Linked DNA regions of Homo sapiens: region 1 is linked to region 2. A link is a loop called in an ENCODE intact Hi-C map of the cell type or tissue named here. Cell type or tissue: HepG2. All regions are shown on one strand. Each heading gives the region's core, and the rest is flanking DNA. Links, peaks and the distances in the headings are about the cores only. Region 1 holds the start of LOC105374359 (a long non-coding RNA gene). Region 2 has its middle 120 kb from the start of OTOP1.

Evidence for each region. Peaks named below come from ENCODE experiments on the same cell type or tissue, not always from the same donor. Only the 100,000 strongest peaks of a DNase experiment are listed, where the experiment ranks them.
Region 1: it touches region 2 in a loop (12-fold over the local background); 44 of 110 quality-filtered maps call a loop at or near these places.

The regions. Positions count from the first base shown.
Region 1 is chr4:3,982,113-3,990,796 of GRCh38, reverse strand. It overlaps LOC105374359 (a long non-coding RNA gene), which reads right to left and starts at 2,225. Exons shown (of 3, transcript XR_925070.3): 1 at 2,189-2,225. In HepG2, for the core only: a CTCF peak has its summit at 4,176; no DNase peak of the experiment used is centred there.
Region 2 is chr4:4,103,633-4,112,316 of GRCh38, reverse strand. It overlaps the pseudogene LOC100130459. Among named protein-coding and RNA genes, the nearest start is that of OTOP1, 120 kb to the left of the region's middle. RefSeq lists a silencer at 4,558-4,667. In HepG2, for the core only: a CTCF peak has its summit at 4,641 (motif pointing right); no DNase peak of the experiment used is centred there.

The DNA of each region.
Region 1 (8,684 bases), core at 386-8,385, 120 kb after region 2:
TCCTGAGCCACCCATTTGGGGAACTTTGTTAGAACAGTCACAGCCAGCTCATGTGCTCCTGAATGCATCTCAGGCATTAATAAGCACTGTCTTGGCCAGTCAGGGTGGCTCACCCCTGTAATCCCAGCACTTTGGGAGGCAGAGGTGGGTAGATCACCTGAGGTCAGGAGTTCGAGACCAACCTGACCAACATGGAGAAACCCCATCTCTACTAAAAATACAAAAATTAGATGGGCGTGGTGTTGTGCACCTGTAATCCCAGCTACTTGGGAGGCTGAGGCAAGAGAATCACTTGAACCCTGGAGGCAGAAGTTGCAGTGAGCCGAGATTGCGCCATTGCACTCCAGCCTGGGCAACAAGAGCGAAACTCTGTCTCAAAAAAAAATAATAAGTACTGTCTTGACTGTGGTCATCAAAAATATTTGATGAAGGGTTAGCTAGAAAGCCTGACCCTTTCACAGATGGACGGAAGGGCCAAAAGAAAATAGATTGTTTGCAGTGGGGCAAGAAGGATAAGAATCCTATGGAAAGAAAAACAGAGGGATTTGTTTAGTGAGCGCTGGGGAGAGACATTTGTTTTCTTGCTTAAAAAAGAAACACAGGTGGGGTGCGGTGGCTCAAGCCTTAATCCCAGCACTCTCGGAGGCCAAGGTGGGTGGATCACCTAAGGTCAGGGGTTTGAGACCAGCCTGGCCAACAACATGAAACCCCATCTCTACTAAAAAGACAAAAACAAAAGAAAGAAAGAAATTAGCCAGACATGGTGGTGAGCGCCTGTAATCCCAGCTACTCGTGTGGCTGAGGCAGAGAACCACTTGAACCTGGGAGGCAGAGGTTGCAGTAAGCCAAGATGGCATCGTTGCACTCCAGCCTAGGAAACAAGAGTGAAACTCTGTCTCAAACAAAAAAAAGAAAGAAAGAAAGAAAAAAAAAACATAGTTTTAAGTCCACTCAGTGGAGTTTAAAAATACATTCTCGTTGCACAGTGCTTTTGGAATCTTTTCTAAACTTCTGTTGCACATGATCTAATTTGATCTTCATAGCAACTCCCTGAGGTGGATAGGGCAGGCCTTTCTGAACACCAATTTTCTACTTTGCATTAAAAGAACGGAATTGGCTGGGACCAGTGGCTCATGCCTATAATCCCAGCACTTTGTGATACAGAAGGGAAGTGCTCGGAAGGGAAGAATGTGGTCCCTTTAAATGATATGGAAGTGAGGAAGGGAAGTACTGGGTAGAGGAGGGTGTGGTCCCTGGCTAGGGCTTCACCACAGGGCCTGTGCCCATGGACCTAGGTGAGGACAGGGATTTTTGTTTTCCCGCCCAAATGTTGCATTTCCCAAGACCACCCTGGCTGCCACACCCCCATTCTGTGCCTATAAAAACCCTGAGACCCTAGCAGGCAGACACACAGGCAGCTGGACTTCGAGAGGAGCACATCAGCGGAGGAACACAAGGGCGCTGGACATCAAGAGGAACGCACCAATGGGCACCGGCACACCGCAGGCCACTGACTGCAGAACAACGCAGTTTGGCTGGGACAGTCAGAGAAGAGTCAGGCCACTCGCCCGAATCCAGGGGTAAACCACCTCCCTTCTGGCTCCCCCATCTGCTGAGAGATACTTCCACTCAATAAAACCTTGCGCTCTCACGCCTGTAATTCCAGCACTTTGGGAGGCCGAGGCGGGCAGATCACGAGGTCAGGAGATCCAGACCATCCTGGCTAACACAGTGAAACCCCATCTCTACTAAAAATACAAAAAAATTAGCCGGGCGTGGTGGTGGGTGCCTGGAGTCCCAGCTACTCGGGAGGCTGAGGCAGGAGAATGGCATGAACCCGGAAGGCGGAGCTTGCAGTGAGCTGAGATTGCACCACTTTCGGTACACCAAGGCAAGAACCCCAGGACAAAGAGAGCCCTCTGTCCTTGCAATAAGGCGGAGGTCTAATTGAGCCGACTAACACAAGCTACCTACAGATGGCTAAACTAAAAGAACACCCTGTAACACACGCCCACTGGTGCTTCAACTATAAACATTCACCCCTGGACACTGCCATGGGGCTCGCTGCCTGTCTGCATGCTCCCCTAGAGGTTTGAGCAATGGGGCACTGAAGACCCCATCTCTACAAAAAAAAAATAAGTAAACAAAAAAAAACCATTAAAAATTAGCCAGCTGTGGTGGCACACACCTGTAGTCTCAGCTACTCAGGAGGCTGATGCGGAAGGATTGCTTGAGCCCAGGAGGTTGAGGCTGCAGTGAGCCAAGATTGAACCACTGCACTCCAGCCTGGGCGACAGAATGACACCCTGTTTCGACAACAACAAAAAGAATGGAACAAAATCACTTCTCAAATAGCTAGCAGAGGCAGATCTGGTTCTCAAATGCAGGTTTTCCAGGTTTCAATTCTTGTTTCTAGCAGTATTACGGAGAAACATGATCACTAATACATAAAGGAGAGGAGGATTCAAGTTCTGATGAAAAGATGGTAAAGAGAGGAGTTAGTTGACTAGGAGTGACTAGGAATGGGAAGAAAACGCATGACACTACTTACAGGAAAGAAAAGTAAGCATAGAGGTGACTGAGCGGACAGAAAGGACTTGGGAGAAGCGTGTTTGTCCCCGTCTCTGCATTTTTTACCTTGCTTTAGTAACTTCCCTGATGACTTGGATGAATCTTCTCTTCCAGGGCACCTAGTGTTCCCTTTCTGTCCACTTCTCCTTTCCCAGGGCCCATACAGTCTGGGAAAGCATGCTCTGCAGGCTTCTCATATCTTTCCTTCCTTAATCAGCCCCTAGCGTCTCTACATAACCCATATACACCTGGAGTTCCACATGTCCCAGTCTTTGCACTGCAATGAATTCAAAGAAAGGTAGGCTCTAGCTGGGTGCAGGGGCTCACACCTGTAATCCCAGCACTTTGGGAGGCTGAGGCAGGCGGATCACTTGAGCCCAGGAGTTCAAGACCAGGCCTGGCCAACATGGTGAAACCCCATCTCAACTAAAAATACAAAAATTAGCTGGGCTTGGTGGTACATGCCCAGTAGTCCCAGCTTCTGGGGAGGCTGAGGCAGAAGAATTGCTTGAACCCAGGAGTCAGAGGTTGCAGTGAGCTGAGATCGTGCCACCGCACTCCAGCAGCCTGGGCAACAGAGCAAGGCCCAGTCTCAAAAAAACACAAAGACAAAACTAAACCAAAAAAAAAAAAAAAGGGCACACACAAACACACACACAAAAACAAAGGTAGACTCCAATAGGAAAAATTCACTCAAAAGCAATTCAAATAATTATTCAGTCAACCCAGTTCTATCTCAGTTCTTTATTATATATATAAACTTATTCTGTCCAGATTCCCTAGTTTTCTTTTTCTTATCTTTTTTGTTTTCTTTTGAGACAGGGCGTCACTCTGTCACCCAGGCTGGAGAATAGAGGCACGATCATGGCTCACTGCAGCCTCAACCTCCTGGGCTGAAGTAGTTCTCCCACCTCAGCCTCCCAAGTAACTGGGACTACAGGTGCATGCCACCATGCTCAGCAACTTTTTGTATTTTTTGTAGAAACGGGGTCTCACTATGTGGGCCAGGCTGGTCTTGAACTCCTGGACTCAAGAAGTCCACCTGCCTCAGCCTCCCAAAGTGCCAAGATTACAAGCATGAGCCACTGCATCTGGCTGATTCCTTGGTTTTCTTTTTCTCTTTGCCCATTGCCTGGATTCCATAAGCAGAAGGAAAACCCAGGGGCTGACTTTGTAGGCAAGACTCTTTCCTCTTCAAAACATAAATTGGTTCAAGTGGTAACAAAACTGAAACATGTTTATAACTTAACATCTTTTCTTCCTAGCCCTTCAATCTCCTGAGCAATGAGAAAAGTTACTGGGTTCTTTATTTGTGTAGGGAAAAGAGAGATCAGACTGTCACAGTGTCTATGTAGAAAGGGAAGACATAAGAGACTCCATTTTGAAAAGGACCTGTACTTTAAACAATTGCTTTGCTTAGATGTTGTTAATTTGTTGCTTTGCCCCAGCCACTTTGACCCAACCTGGAGCTCACAAAAACATGTGTTGTATGAAATCAAGGTTTAAGGGATCTAGGGCTGTGCAGGACATGCCTTGTTAACAAAATGTTTACAAGCAGTATACTTGGTAAAAGTCATCGCCATTCTCTAGTCTCAACAAACCAGGGGCACAATACACTGTGGAAAGCCGCAGCGACCTCTGCCCTTGAGAGCAAGGTATTGTCCAAGGTTTCTCCCCATGTGATAGTCTGAAATATGGCCTCATGGGATGAGAAAGACCTGACTGTCCCCCAGCCCGATACCCGTAAAGGGTCTGTGCTGAGGTGGATTAGTAAAAGAGGAAAGCCTCTTGCAGTTGAGATGGAGGAAGGCCACTGTCTCCTGCTTGCCCCTGGGAACTGAATGTCTCAGTGTAAAACCCGATTGTACATTTGTTCAACTCTGAGATAGGAGAAAAGCTGCCCTGTGGCAGGAGGTGAGACATGTTTGCAGCAATGCTGCCTTGTTATTCTTTACACCACTGAGATGTTTGAGTGGAGAGACACATAAATCTGGCCTACGTGCACGTTCAGGCATAGTACCTTCCCTTGAACTTATTTATGATATAGATTCTTTTGCTCACATGTTTTTTGTTGACCTCCTTATTATCACCCTGCTCTCCTACTACATTTATTTTTGCTGAAATAATGAAAATCATAATCAATAAAAACTGAGGGAACTCAGAGGCCGGTGCCTGTGCAGGTCCTTGGTGTGCTGAGTGCCGGTCCCCTGGGCCCACTGTTGTTTCTCTATACTTCGTGTCTTATTTATTTTCTCCGTCTCTCATCCCACCCGACTAGAAATACCCACAGGTGTGGAGGGGCAGGCCATCCCTTCATCTGGTGCCCAATGTGGGGCCCTTCTCTAGGGTGAAGGTACCTTAAGAACGTGAGCATTGAGGACAGCCAACGAGAGATTCCCGAGTACATCCACAGTCAGCCTTGAGGTTAGCTTGTGCGCTCGGAGGAATCCAGGGTAACAATGGGGCAAACTGAAAGTAAATATGCTTCTTATCTCAGCTTCATTAAAATTCTCTTAAGAAGAGGGGGAGTTAAAGTTTCTACAGAAAATCTAGTTACGCTATTTCAAGCAATAGAACAATTCTGCCCATGGTTTCCAGAACAGGGAATTTTAGATTTAAAAGATTGGGAAAAATTGGCAAAGAACTAAAACAAGCAACTAGGGAAGGTAAGATCATCCCACTTACAGCATGGAATGATTGGGCCATTATTAAAGCAACTTTAGAACCATTTCAAATAGAAGAAGACAGCGTTTCAGTCTTTGATGCCCCTGAAAGCTGTGTAATAGATTGTGAAGAAGAGGCAGGAACAGACTTTAAGAAAGGAATGGAAAGTTCACATTGTAAAACTGCAGTAGAGCCTGTAATGGTTCGGTCAATGCAAAATGTTGACTATAATCAATTACAGGAGGTAATATATCCTGAATCATCAAAATTGGGGGAAGGAGGTCCAGAATTATTTGGGCCATCAGAGTTTAGACCACGATGGCCACCAACCCCTTCTCCCGCGGTTCAGATGCCTGTGATGTCACAATCTCAAATGCCAATCCAGGCACAGTATCCGCAATACCAGCCAGTAGAAAATAAACCCAACCATCGGTAGTTTATCAACACCAGCCGCCAGCCGTATTTCAGTATCCGCCGTCTCCAGAGGTTCAGTATGGATCTCAGGCAGTGCGTCCTGTGCCAAATAGCAAGGCACTATATCAACAACCCACGGCGATGGCGTTTGATCTTACAGTACCACCTAGTGGACAAGATAGTGCACTGCATGAGACCATTGCTACAGCCAGAAAACAGGGAGATCTTGAGGCATGGCAATATCCGGGAATGTTACAAACAATGCCGGCCGGGAAAGGGAGTCAAGCAGGAGCGTCTGTCTGAACTGAGACCAGATATGAATCTTTCACCACAAAAATGTTAAAAGATATGAAGGAAGGAGTTAAACAATATGGACCTAACTCTCCTTATATGAGAACATTATTAGATTCCATTGCTCATGGAAATAGACTTATTCCTTATAATTGGGAAATTTTGGCTAAATCTTCCCTTTCACCCTCTCAGTATCTACAGTTTAAAACCTGGTGGATTGATGGGGTACAACAACAGGTATGAAAAAATCAGGCTACTAATCCTGTTGCTTATATAGATGCAGACCAATTACTAGGAACAGGTCCAAATTGGGGCACTACTAACCAACAATCAGTAATGCAAAATGAGGCTACTGAACAACTAAGGGCTATTTGCCTCAGGGCCTGGGAAAAGATTCAGGACCCAGGAACCTCCTGCTCTGCTTTTAGTTCAATCAGACAAGGCTCTAAAGATCCATATCCAGACTTTGTGGCAAGGTTGCAAGATGCAGCTCAAAAATCCATTGCAGATAATAACGCCCGAAAAGTTACTGTGGAAATAATAGCTTATCAAAATGCAAATCCAGAGTGTCAATCAGCCATAAAGCCATTAAGAGGAAAGGTTTCAGCAGGAGTTGATGTAATTACAGAATATGTGAAGGCTTGTGATGGGATTGGAGGAGCTATGCGTAAGGCAATGTTATTGGCTCAAGCAATTACAGGGGTTGCTTTAGGAGGACAAGTTAAAACATTTGGGGAAAAATGTTATAATTGTGGTCAAATCGGACATCTAAAAAAGAATTGCCCAGGCTTAAATACACAGAGCAAAAAAAAAAAAAGAGCCACCTGGCCTGTGTCCAAGATGTGGAAAAGGAAAATATTGGGCTAAGGAATGTCGTTCTAAATTTGATAAAAATGGACAGCCATTGTTGGGAAATGGGAAGAGGGGCCAGCCCCAGGCCCCGCAACAAAGTGGGGCATTCCCGATTCAGTCATTTGTTCCTCAGGGTTTTCAGGGACAACAACCCCCACAGTAATACCACCATTTCAGGAAATCAGCCAATTACAACAATACAACAATTATCCCCTGCCACAGCAGGCAGCACTGCAGTAGATTTATGTTCTACTCAAATGATTTCTTTACTCCCTGGAGAGCCCCCGCAAAAGACTCCTACAGGGGTATATGGCCCGCTGCCAGAAGGGATGTTAGGCCTTATTTTAGGAAGATCTAGTCTAAATTTGAAAGGAGTTCAAATTCATACTGGGGTAATTGACTCAGATTATAAAGGGGAAATTCAGTTAGTGATCAGCTCTACTGTTCCCTGGAGTGCCAATCCAGGTGATAGAATTGCTCAATTACTGCTCTTGCCTTATATTAAAATTGGGGATAGCAAAACAGAAAGAACAGGAGGGTTTGGAAGTACCAACCCTGCTGGAAAAGCTGTTTATTGGGCTAGTCAGCTCTCAGAGAATAGACCTGTGTGTACAGTTACTATTCAGGGAAAACAGTTTGAAGGATTAGTGGATACTGGGGCTGATGTTTCTCTCATTGCCTTAAATCAATGGCCAAAAAATCGGCCTAAACAAAAGCCTGTTACAGGAATTGTTGTTGTGGGCACTGCCTCAGAAGTGTATCAAAGTGCCAGGATTTCACATCGTCTAGGACCTGATAATCAAGAGAGTACAGTTCAGCCTATGATTACTTCTATTCCAATTAATTTACGGGGCCAAGACTTATTAGAACAGTGGCATGCAGAGATTACTATTCCAGTCTCTCTATACAGCTCCACGAGTCAAAAAATCACGACTAAAATGGGATATCTCCCTGGCAATGGACTAGGGAAAAATGGAGAAGGCATTAAAGTTCCAATTGAGGCTAAGGGAAATCCAGAAAGAAAAGGACTAGGGTATCCTTTTTAAGGGTGGCCACTGTAGAGCCTCCAAAACCCATTCCATCAACTTGGAAAAGAGAAAAGCCTATATGGGTAAATCAGTGGCCACTACCAAAACAAAAGCTGGAGGCCTTACACTTATTGGCAAAAGAACAATTAGAAAAGGGACATATTGGGCCTTCATTTTCGCCTTGGAATTCTCCTGTGTTTGTAATTCAGAAAAAATCAGGCAGATGACGCATGCTAACTGATTTGAGAGCTGCTAATGCAGTAATTCAACCCATGGGGCCTCTCCAACTTGGGCTGACCTCTCCAGCCATGATCCCCAAATATTGGCCTTTAATTATAATTGATCTGAAGGATTGCTTTTTTACCATTCCTCTGGCAAAACAGGATTTTGAAAAATTTGCTTTTACTATACCAGCCATAAATATTAAAGAACCAGCCACCAGCTTTCATTGGAAAGTGTTGCCTCAGGGAATGCTTAATAGTCCAACTATTTGTCAGACTTTTGTAGCTCAAGTTCTTCAACTAGTTAGAGACAAGTTTTTAGACTGTTATATCATTCATTATGTTGATGATATTTTGTGTGCTGCAGAAATAAGAGACAAATTAATTGACTGTTACACATTTCTGCAGACAGAGGTTGCAAACGCAGGCCTGACAATAGCATCTGATAAGATTCAGACCTCCACTCCTTTTCATTATTTGGGAATGCAGGTAGAGGAGAGAAAAATTAAACCACAAAAAGTAGAAGTAAGAAAAGACACATTAAGAACATTAAATGACTTTCAAAAATTGCTAGGAGATATTAATTGGATTTGGCCAACTCTAGGCATCCGTACTTACGCCATGTCAACTTTGTTCTCTATCT
Region 2 (8,684 bases), core at 408-8,407:
TCTTCAACTTCAACCTGCATTAGAATCCTCTGAGAGCTTGTTAAAAATACAGTCTCCTAGAGTCCACTCTTCAAGAGTCAGTGAGTTGCTTCATCATCAAAATATATATAGAATCTAGCAGGTCTTCAGTGCCAGCCTGGTCTGAGCCACTGTGGACTCCCGCCTGCAGAATCTCACTGCTGGTCTCCTTGCTTCTGCTCTTACCTTCTTATCATCCATTCAAATAGCCAGAGTGATCCTTTTTAAAAATTTTTTTTAAATTTTTTTGAGATGAAGTCTCACCTGTGGCTCAGGCTGGAGAGCAGTGGTGCTATCTCTGTTCACAGCAGCCTCTACCTCCTGGGCTCAAGCCATCCTCTCACCTCAGCCTCCTGGGTAGCTGGGACCACAGGCATGCACCACCACACCTGGCTGATTTTTGTATTTTTTGTAAAGACAGGGTCTTGCTATGTTGCCCAAGCTAGTCTTGAACTTCTGTTTGCGCCCACCTCAGCCTCCTGCATTTTTAGGAAGCCCCTCTTGTAGGGATTTTGATGCAGAGGCCTGGGTGCCTCATGTCTCCTCCCATCTCTCTCTGTCTTTCTGTCTCTGTGTCTGTCTCTGTCTATCTCTCTCTCTTTCTCTTTGCCTTATAGCTGCCCTGGAGACTAGACTCCGCCTTAGGCATCCCTCTGACTCCTGTTTGCTTTTACACTGAGGCTGCTTTAAGTCGCACCTTGATCTGAAGCCTTGGGCTTCTGTTCCTATTGCTTGCTTTTGTTGGAAGGGCCGTGCAGCTTCTTGACAAATTGCAAATGTGCCCACGAGTTTCCAAGTCCCCAAGAACAAAACCAGATGACAAACAAGGATGCAGCCCATGGCTGGGGAGACAGATTTCATGTCCACACAGAGATTCCAAGATGCTGAACTGAAATCCACCCCGAAACCTGTTTTCTCTCTCGTTTAAGTTCAATGTCACCTGGGGGCTTGCAGGGCAGGGCTGGTGACCAAAGGGCAAAGATGCTTTGAAAGGTCAACTGAGAATGGTATGGTGGTTGACAGATGGCACGTCAGGGCATAGATTAACATGGAAAGAGAAACTCATCCCTTCGGGGGAGTGTGTGAGGCTGGCAGCCACACAGAGGGCTTTTCCTGCAAGCTCTCGCACAGATGCAAACAGCCAGGAGGTTTTGCTTTCTGAGCCTGAGTGGAACCGTGTTCCTCCCTGCACATGGCCGCTCTGCAGCAAATGTTTATTCCTGTTGCATTGATTAAAAGTGCTTACCAGGCCGGGCGCGGTGGCTCACGCCTGTAATCCCAGCACTTTGGGAGGCCAAGGCGGGCAGATCACAAGGTCAGGAAATTGAGGCCATCCTGGCTGACACGGTGAAACCCCGTCTCTACTAAAAATACAAAAAATTAGCCGGGCATGGTGGCGGGCGCCTGTAGTCCCAGCTACTTGGGAGGCTGAGGCAGGAGAACGGCATGAACCTGGGAGGCGGAGCTTGCAGTGAGCCAAGATTGCGCCACTGCACTCCAGCCTGGATGACAGAGCAAGACTCCGTCTCAAAAAAAAAAAAATAAAGAATGTGCTTACTGAAAGGGTTTGAGGGGAGTGGTGACAGTGTGAGTTATGGCTCTGCCGGCTGCCAGTGGTGCCAGGCGCTCTGCACAGCTGTGCAAGGGTGTTTTGAAAAGTGGTTCAGCCAGCCAGGAGTGACTGGGTGTAAGTGTTGCTGCCACAACATCTTGTAGTCTGATTGGGGCCGTATTTGCAGAACCCCTAAACCACTACACTTCTTGAGGCTTAAAAATAAGCTTGCTTTTTTGTTTGTTTGTTTGTCTTGGTTTGTTTTATGAGACAGAGTCTCGTTCTGTCGCCGGGCTGGAATGCAGTGGCATGATCTCGGCCCACTGCAACCTCTGACTCCTGGGTTCAAGTGATTCTCCTGCCTCAGGCTCCCGAGTAGCTGGGACCTGGGACTACAGGCGTGTGCCATCTTGGTCCGCTCATTTTTGAATTTTTAGTAGAGACGGGGCTTCACCATGTTAGCCAGGATGGTCCGATCTCTTGACCTCGTGATCTGCCCACCTCGGCCTCCCAAAGTCCTGGGATTACAGGTGTGAGCCACCGTGCCTGGCCAAACATAAACTTACTTTCTTACCTCTTCTGCTGGACTCTATTTGCTTCTTTTCCCAAACGTCTTCATCCAAAAGAGCTTTTAGAAACAAAGTTACCCAATGCCCTTCCCTAGCCTCTCCTTGCAACTGGCTCTCAGCAGGGTGTAGGAGGAAATCCTTGACAGAACCAATTTACGTGACTGTTTGGAGGACTCTGGCTAGCCCCAGGAGGTGTTTGCATTTTTAAATTGGTTACTAGTGTCAGAATGTTTCATGAGTAAGAGCACAGCCTCTATGTTGGATGCCCTGAATTTGAATCTCAGCAAAGCCACTTTGTATATAACCAGAGGATGGATTTGGGGACTCAATGGATCTATCATGACATGAACTTTCATCAACATTCACCTGACCTCCAAAATGCCTATTCTGACTGGTAGACCCTAGTCTCGCCCTAGTGCCAGTTCAGAGCCTGTGTCCAGTGATCCTGCACAGATCTCATCAGTTCCTTTTCCCCTGTTCAGTCATCCTGGTAAAAGGCTGTGTATTCCTTCGGGGGCAGGCTGGGAGAAAAATTGACAGTATAAATTTTTGGCAGTGGAGCAGAGTCCTTTCTGGAGGGGACCTGGCTTCCCATTCAGACAAGGGACTCCGGGTCTGTGAACTGGCTTATGTCTGGGAATTGACTGAGGACTGTGACTCTGTTATTATGATTCAGATTAGACTTCTACTCACCTGACCTAGAACACTTCTGCAAACACAGATCAAGTAAAAATGTGGCAGGCTTCTTATCTATTTCACTTCTAGGAATGCCACGATCAGCTGGCACCATAGTTCTCTGCGAGTCAGGCTATTCTGGTTGCAGCTTTGACTCTGCTGTCTTTTATGGTAACTGCGTCCACATTGCCTTTGGGGATTGAGTGCTGCGATCACTTGGCCCCGGCCTCTGTACTGTGCCTATGTCATTACCCTCTTTATACCTCAGTCTCTCCTCTGTAAAATGGACATCCTAATAGCACCCACCCCCAGGGCTGCTGTGAAGTATAGATGGATTAGCATATGGAAAGTAATAGAAGAGGGTCTCAAAGCCCATGTGTCGTTATCAGAATTATTTCGTAGCAGGGGAGAGCTGGAGGAGAGAGGAAGGTGCTGAGCAGACCCATGTGCTCTCCCACCAGTGTTTCCTGAGCACCTACTATGTGCTGCCCACTGTGAGAGCTTTTAGGGTTGAAATAGGGAGCACAGCAGGGTAGGGGCCGCCATCAGGAGCTTAGTGGAGAGACCGTTGTGCAACATGGTTCCAGCGCTTGGGGTGGAGAAGCTCAGGGAGTTCAGGGGCCTAAGATCCCGGGCAGAATCATGGAAAGGACACAGCCTCCCCAGCCTCTCCTGCTTCCACTGCCTCCCTGGCCTCCTCTGCTTCCCTGGCCTCTCCTGCCTTCCTGGCTTCCCCTTCCTCCCCGGCCTCCCCAGTCTCCCCTGTCTCTCCTGCTTTTGAGGTAGGCCAGGAGCTGCTGGTACTCACTTAGCCTGTCCTGGACTCTTGGTGTAGCACCTCCATGTCCAGAAAATACCCCCGGGTTCAGCTGATCACACAGCCAAGGAAGGAGCTGCACACTGACACTAAGAGTGCATTGTGGGCTCATTCATTAGGGCATGCCTCCAAAATATTTCTCCACATTTCCTCTCTTTGCCCACCTGCATTATCTCTGTGCCTGAGACCTGGCTGGGGGCCTGCAAGGATCCCCTATCTCCTTTGTCCCTGCACTGCTGGCTCCCAGGCAATCTCTCTGCCCACCACACCTCTCACCCCTCGCCCTCCACGCTCCAGCCCCACAGTCCTCTTTCTGCTTCTTTCCCAGCCTCTGGGCTTTTGCACACGCTGTTCCCTCTGCCCGAACATGCTCCACTGGGCTGAGAACAACTCTCTGAGACCTCTCTCAGCTGTTGCTTCCTTTGGAACAGCCGCTGCTGCTGTCCCTCTCCCAGCTCCAAGACCTGCTGAGCCTCCTGTCTTTCTCAGTTCCCATGCCCCCCGCTCTTCTCCTTGGCCTCCTTTGGCCCAATTGACAATGTCCATTCTCAATGCCTTCTGACCCAGCGCTGAGCCCCACGGGGTGAAGGCCATGCCTGTCATGTTCACCACAATGTCCCCTCCCCTATCACCACGCCTGGTCCACAGTGATGCTCAGAAAAGATCTGTTGGTAGGCAATGCGAAGGTGCATTCATGTCATCCTGCAGGCGGAATTCTCCACGAGTTTTGAGCAACCTCGGGTTTCCCACCACCTCCAAATCATGCAAGACACAGGGTAAGAGCAAAGACAAGGTGGCTGTGGCCGATGTCCACCCTCTCGGGGCTTCCCTTCTCTTCTCTCCTCCTTGGGCAGGGAGACCATCGGGGTGCAAACTGGCTGGGGCAGGGAGGAGGTGCAGGGCCTGGCCAGAGCGGGCCTGGCCACGGGCAAGGGACAGCGAGCACCTGGGCCGGGACAGGTGAGCGCGGCGCAGGCCCGGGCCTTGCGTGTCCGCGGTGCGCGCCAGGCCAGCAGAGGGCGCCAGAGAGCGAGGAGCGGCCCGCGGAGGAGCCCGCGCCGGCGCCGATGCCCAGCTCCGCGCCGCGCGCACCCACCGAGCCCGCGCTCAGACGCCCCAGCTCCGCCGAGAGGCCGCTCGCGACAGGTCCTTCCTCTTCCCCAAGTGCAGGCAGAGCCCCCGGAGCCACTGCCAGCCCTTCCCGCAGCTCCGAAACCACTGGCAAGCCCCGAGGCAGGGATGGCCCTCCCAGGAGGGAGGAGGACGACGTCCCTCCCGAGGAGAAGAGGCTGCGGCTGTTGCTGGAGGGGGGAAGCGCACAGCCCGGCGACTGCGAGGACGGGGAGGACGCGCCGCGGCCGGGCAGGGAGGAGACCGGCACCCAGACAGGTGGCGACGGCAGAGGAGTAAGTGACGCGGGCGCGGGGGTCCGGGGGTGCCGGGGGCGCGGGGGTGATGGGGACGCGGGGTAGGGGCGGCGGGAGGCTCCGTAGCCGGCTCCGGGTTGAAGTTGGTAACTGAGCGGCAACTCCGGCGGGCGCGGAGTGACAGCTCGTGACGGCCTCCGAGACGCCAGCTGCCCCTTCTTGGCTGTGTGGCTTCGACTTCCTGATTCTCCCACGCCGTCCCAGAGACCCGCTGGACTCTGCGGCTAGCCAAAATGGGAGGGGGGGGCGCGTCCTGGGGGCCCCCAGCAGGGGAAGGGGCGGGGGTTGCCCTGGGCATCCTGTCTGGGGCATCTGTCTGGGACTCTGTCGGTGCCTCTCACCTGGCGAGGGGCCTGTGGTGGGGGCAGGGGGGAAGTCCCTGGCGCCAGGCTTGGCCAAGCCCTGCTCTGCTGGGCTGCGGGCTGGCGGCGCTCACCCAGCTCCTCACCTGTCCCGCATCTTCCTGTTTTTCTTCCCTTTCTGGTTGGGCAGCGAGAGTTGAGAGGAGGCAGATGGCTTCCATCCCAGAAATCGCTCTTCTCTTTCCATCCCTACAGAGAGGGCCAGAGAGGCATAGTTCCTTGCATCCCGCGGGGCGCTGTCCCTATGAGCTCCCGGTGTCCTGCACACCTGGGCCCCTGAGCCACCGGGCCTGTGTGTGTGGGATGGGGCTCCGTGGCCAGCCTGGCCTCCTGGGGTTCTCTTTCTGCTTTCCTACCCCAACTCTTCCAGCGTGGTTTTGCTGGCCTTCCACTGGGGAGGCACGTGGGTTTGGAGGGCAGATGAGGGCCCGCTGGAGAGCTGTACCCCTCAGTGAGGGCCGCCACCTTGATGGTTTTTGATGGATAATGGGGTTGACTTCTTTTTTCCTTCCATATGTTTTTATGTTTGACCATTTACTTAGCTGAGCTTGTCCGAATAATTGGATTCGTGGTTAATGAACCCCACATGGGCGAGAGGGCGGCTTTCTTTCTGAACCCATTTAGGCAGCACGGGCAGCCCTCCTCGCCGTGGGCTGCATCAGAGCCCCCCCTGCCCAGTCTTGGGGTTGCTCATGGTGACATCCTCATCTCCCCGTGCACGTTACTGCATTCAGAGCTTGGGTCACCTGGACACTGAACTCAGGTGAATTTTCTCTGAGATCCCGGGAGAAGGAGGACAGTTCTCTGGAAGGTTTTCTAGGGCCTATCACGGAAAGGATGAGAAGGGAGAGGTCCTGGTCGGGGACACAATTACGGTGGCAGTGTAACACCAGGAAACTTTATTGCGTGAAGTACCTCTCACTCCCTCTACCTCCTTCTTTTACGTGGACTCTGCCAAAGACCAGGATACTAGAATGCAGTGGATTGACAAAAGGTAGTGGGACCTTGGGAACGCGAGTCTGGAGCCAGGTGTCTGGGGTTCGCGTCCTGGTTCTGCCCCTCCTTAGCTGGCTGACATGGCACAAGCCAATTACCCTCTCTGAGCCTTACTGTCTTCAGTGGCAAATGGATCGGTCAACAGGCCCCATTGCCTGGGGTTGTTACTGCTGAGATTAAGGGAAGCTCGTCCATAGAAGCACTTAGCGTTGTGCCTGGCACATAGTGTATGGTGGATAAATGGGACTTAGGACTGAAACTCATGCCTTGGTGTGTTTTTGCAGTGATGTTTTGTTCTGGGGTGCATCACAAGAGACAAGGTCCTTGGCCGGGCGTGGTGGCTCAAGCAAATAATCCCAGCACTTTGAGAGGGGGAAGGCGGGGATCGCTTGAGCCCAGGAGTTTAAGACCAGCCTGGGCAACGAGGTGAAGCCTCATATCTACCAAAAAAAAAAAAAAAAAAAAAAGCCTGGTATGGTGGTGTATGTACCTGTAGTCCCAAGTACTTTGGAGGCTGAGGTGGGAGGATTGCTAGAGCCTGGAAAGTCGGGCTGCAGTGAGCTGTGATCATGCCACTGCCCTCCAGCCTGGGTGACAAAGTAAGACGCTGTTTCAAGGAAAAGAGAGAGAGAGAGAGAGAGACAGACCCACAAGAGTCTTAAGCCAGAATCTCCATGTTAAAATGCTTCTGGAGGCTAAAAGGATGATATGTTGATAACGAAATATTTAAAAGGCAGAAACCCCACTGAATTGTTTGGTCCACAGAGGGAAATGGGAATCGCATGACCTGAAGGATGATGGAGGAACTGAACAGAAACCATCCTTGTTTCCTGAATCTGAACATGGCACCCTCTTTTCACGGTGTCTGTATCTGCTCAGTCCGGCGGCCCCTCGAAAAGAGGGAATCTTGGTTTTCAAACTTAAAATTTGGCCCAAAGCCCACTGCTGCCCACAATGCCCGCCAGACACATTCCTCTTCCTTTTTAGTTTCTATGGGAATACTCTGTTTGAAGAACCCATGAAGCAGTGTCAGGCTGGTACGAGGATCAGCAGTGATTTCTTTGAGGAAGAGAGCCCATTTCTTCACTCACAGGCCATGTCTGAGTGGATCAAGAAGAACAGAGTGCCCTTTTATGAGATTTTGTCTGCGTAGACCATTAGCTTGGTAAAAATGTCAAAACCATCCTCGTTCTTTAATAGCAGATTATTTTGGACTGTTCTCTGCAAGAAGCAGCATGGGCATTCAGATGCTTTTAAGGATAAAATGTTCTTTCTCATCACCAGGCCTGGTGCTCTGGATGGCTGAGGTTTTAATGTGACTGGATGTCCCTTGGAGTGGCTCCCAGGCTGTGCTCTTGTGGTTGGGTGGCAAGGGGTTGCTTTATTCGTTGGTGGCTAGAGGATGTTTTAGCAGATAAATCGGGCCCCCAGGAGCCCCTGAGTGCCAAGTCCTGTTGCAGGGCAAGTGTTTATGGTGGGGACGTTTTGGGGGTGGAGGGTGGGGGGCATTGGTTTCCTGCCAATATCAGAAGTTTCACAGGCTTCTTGTGTATCCATAAACACCCGCCCCTCTGAGAAGGCCTAGAAAACTTGGCCCTCCCCAAGCCTTTATTGACCCCTTGTGAATGATCCCAGGGTGTCTGACCCACAGCTCCTCCTGGAGGGAGAGAAAAGTCCCTCCTAGGTATTTGGTTATCAACCTCAACCACTTGCTGAGCCTTCCTCAAGACCAGGCACCTAGGCAGAGATTTCTGGGTTGTCAGGCTGAACCGAGCATTCAAGGGTAATAATTCGTTGGAGTCCCTGAAATCCCTGATGGACGCACCAGGTAAAAGCATCCAGGGTTGAAACCAGATGAGGAAGGTTATTGTCAGCCTGGGGCTCCTGTAGAGGTGCATCAACGTTGCAGGGATTTTCCTTCTTGCTGAGGAGAAACCTGGGTTTCTCAGCTTTGCCACAGTCACAACACTTGGGGTCAGACCATTCGTGGTGCTGGTGTTGGGGCCATCCCGTGTTTTGTAGGATGGTTAGCAGCATCTCTGGTCTCCATCCTCTAGGTGCCATTCTACCCTCCCAGCTATGGCTACCCCAGATGTCTCCAGACGGTTTCAAATGCCATGGAGCAAGGGAGTGGTACGTGAGCAAAACCACCCCAGTTGAGAGCCATTGGTCTACACTTGTGGAAATGTTTGAGGGTGAGAGTGTCGAGCTTAGGTCCCTGCTATACCCTTTATCAGCAATGCAGTCTTGGACAATTAATACTACTCC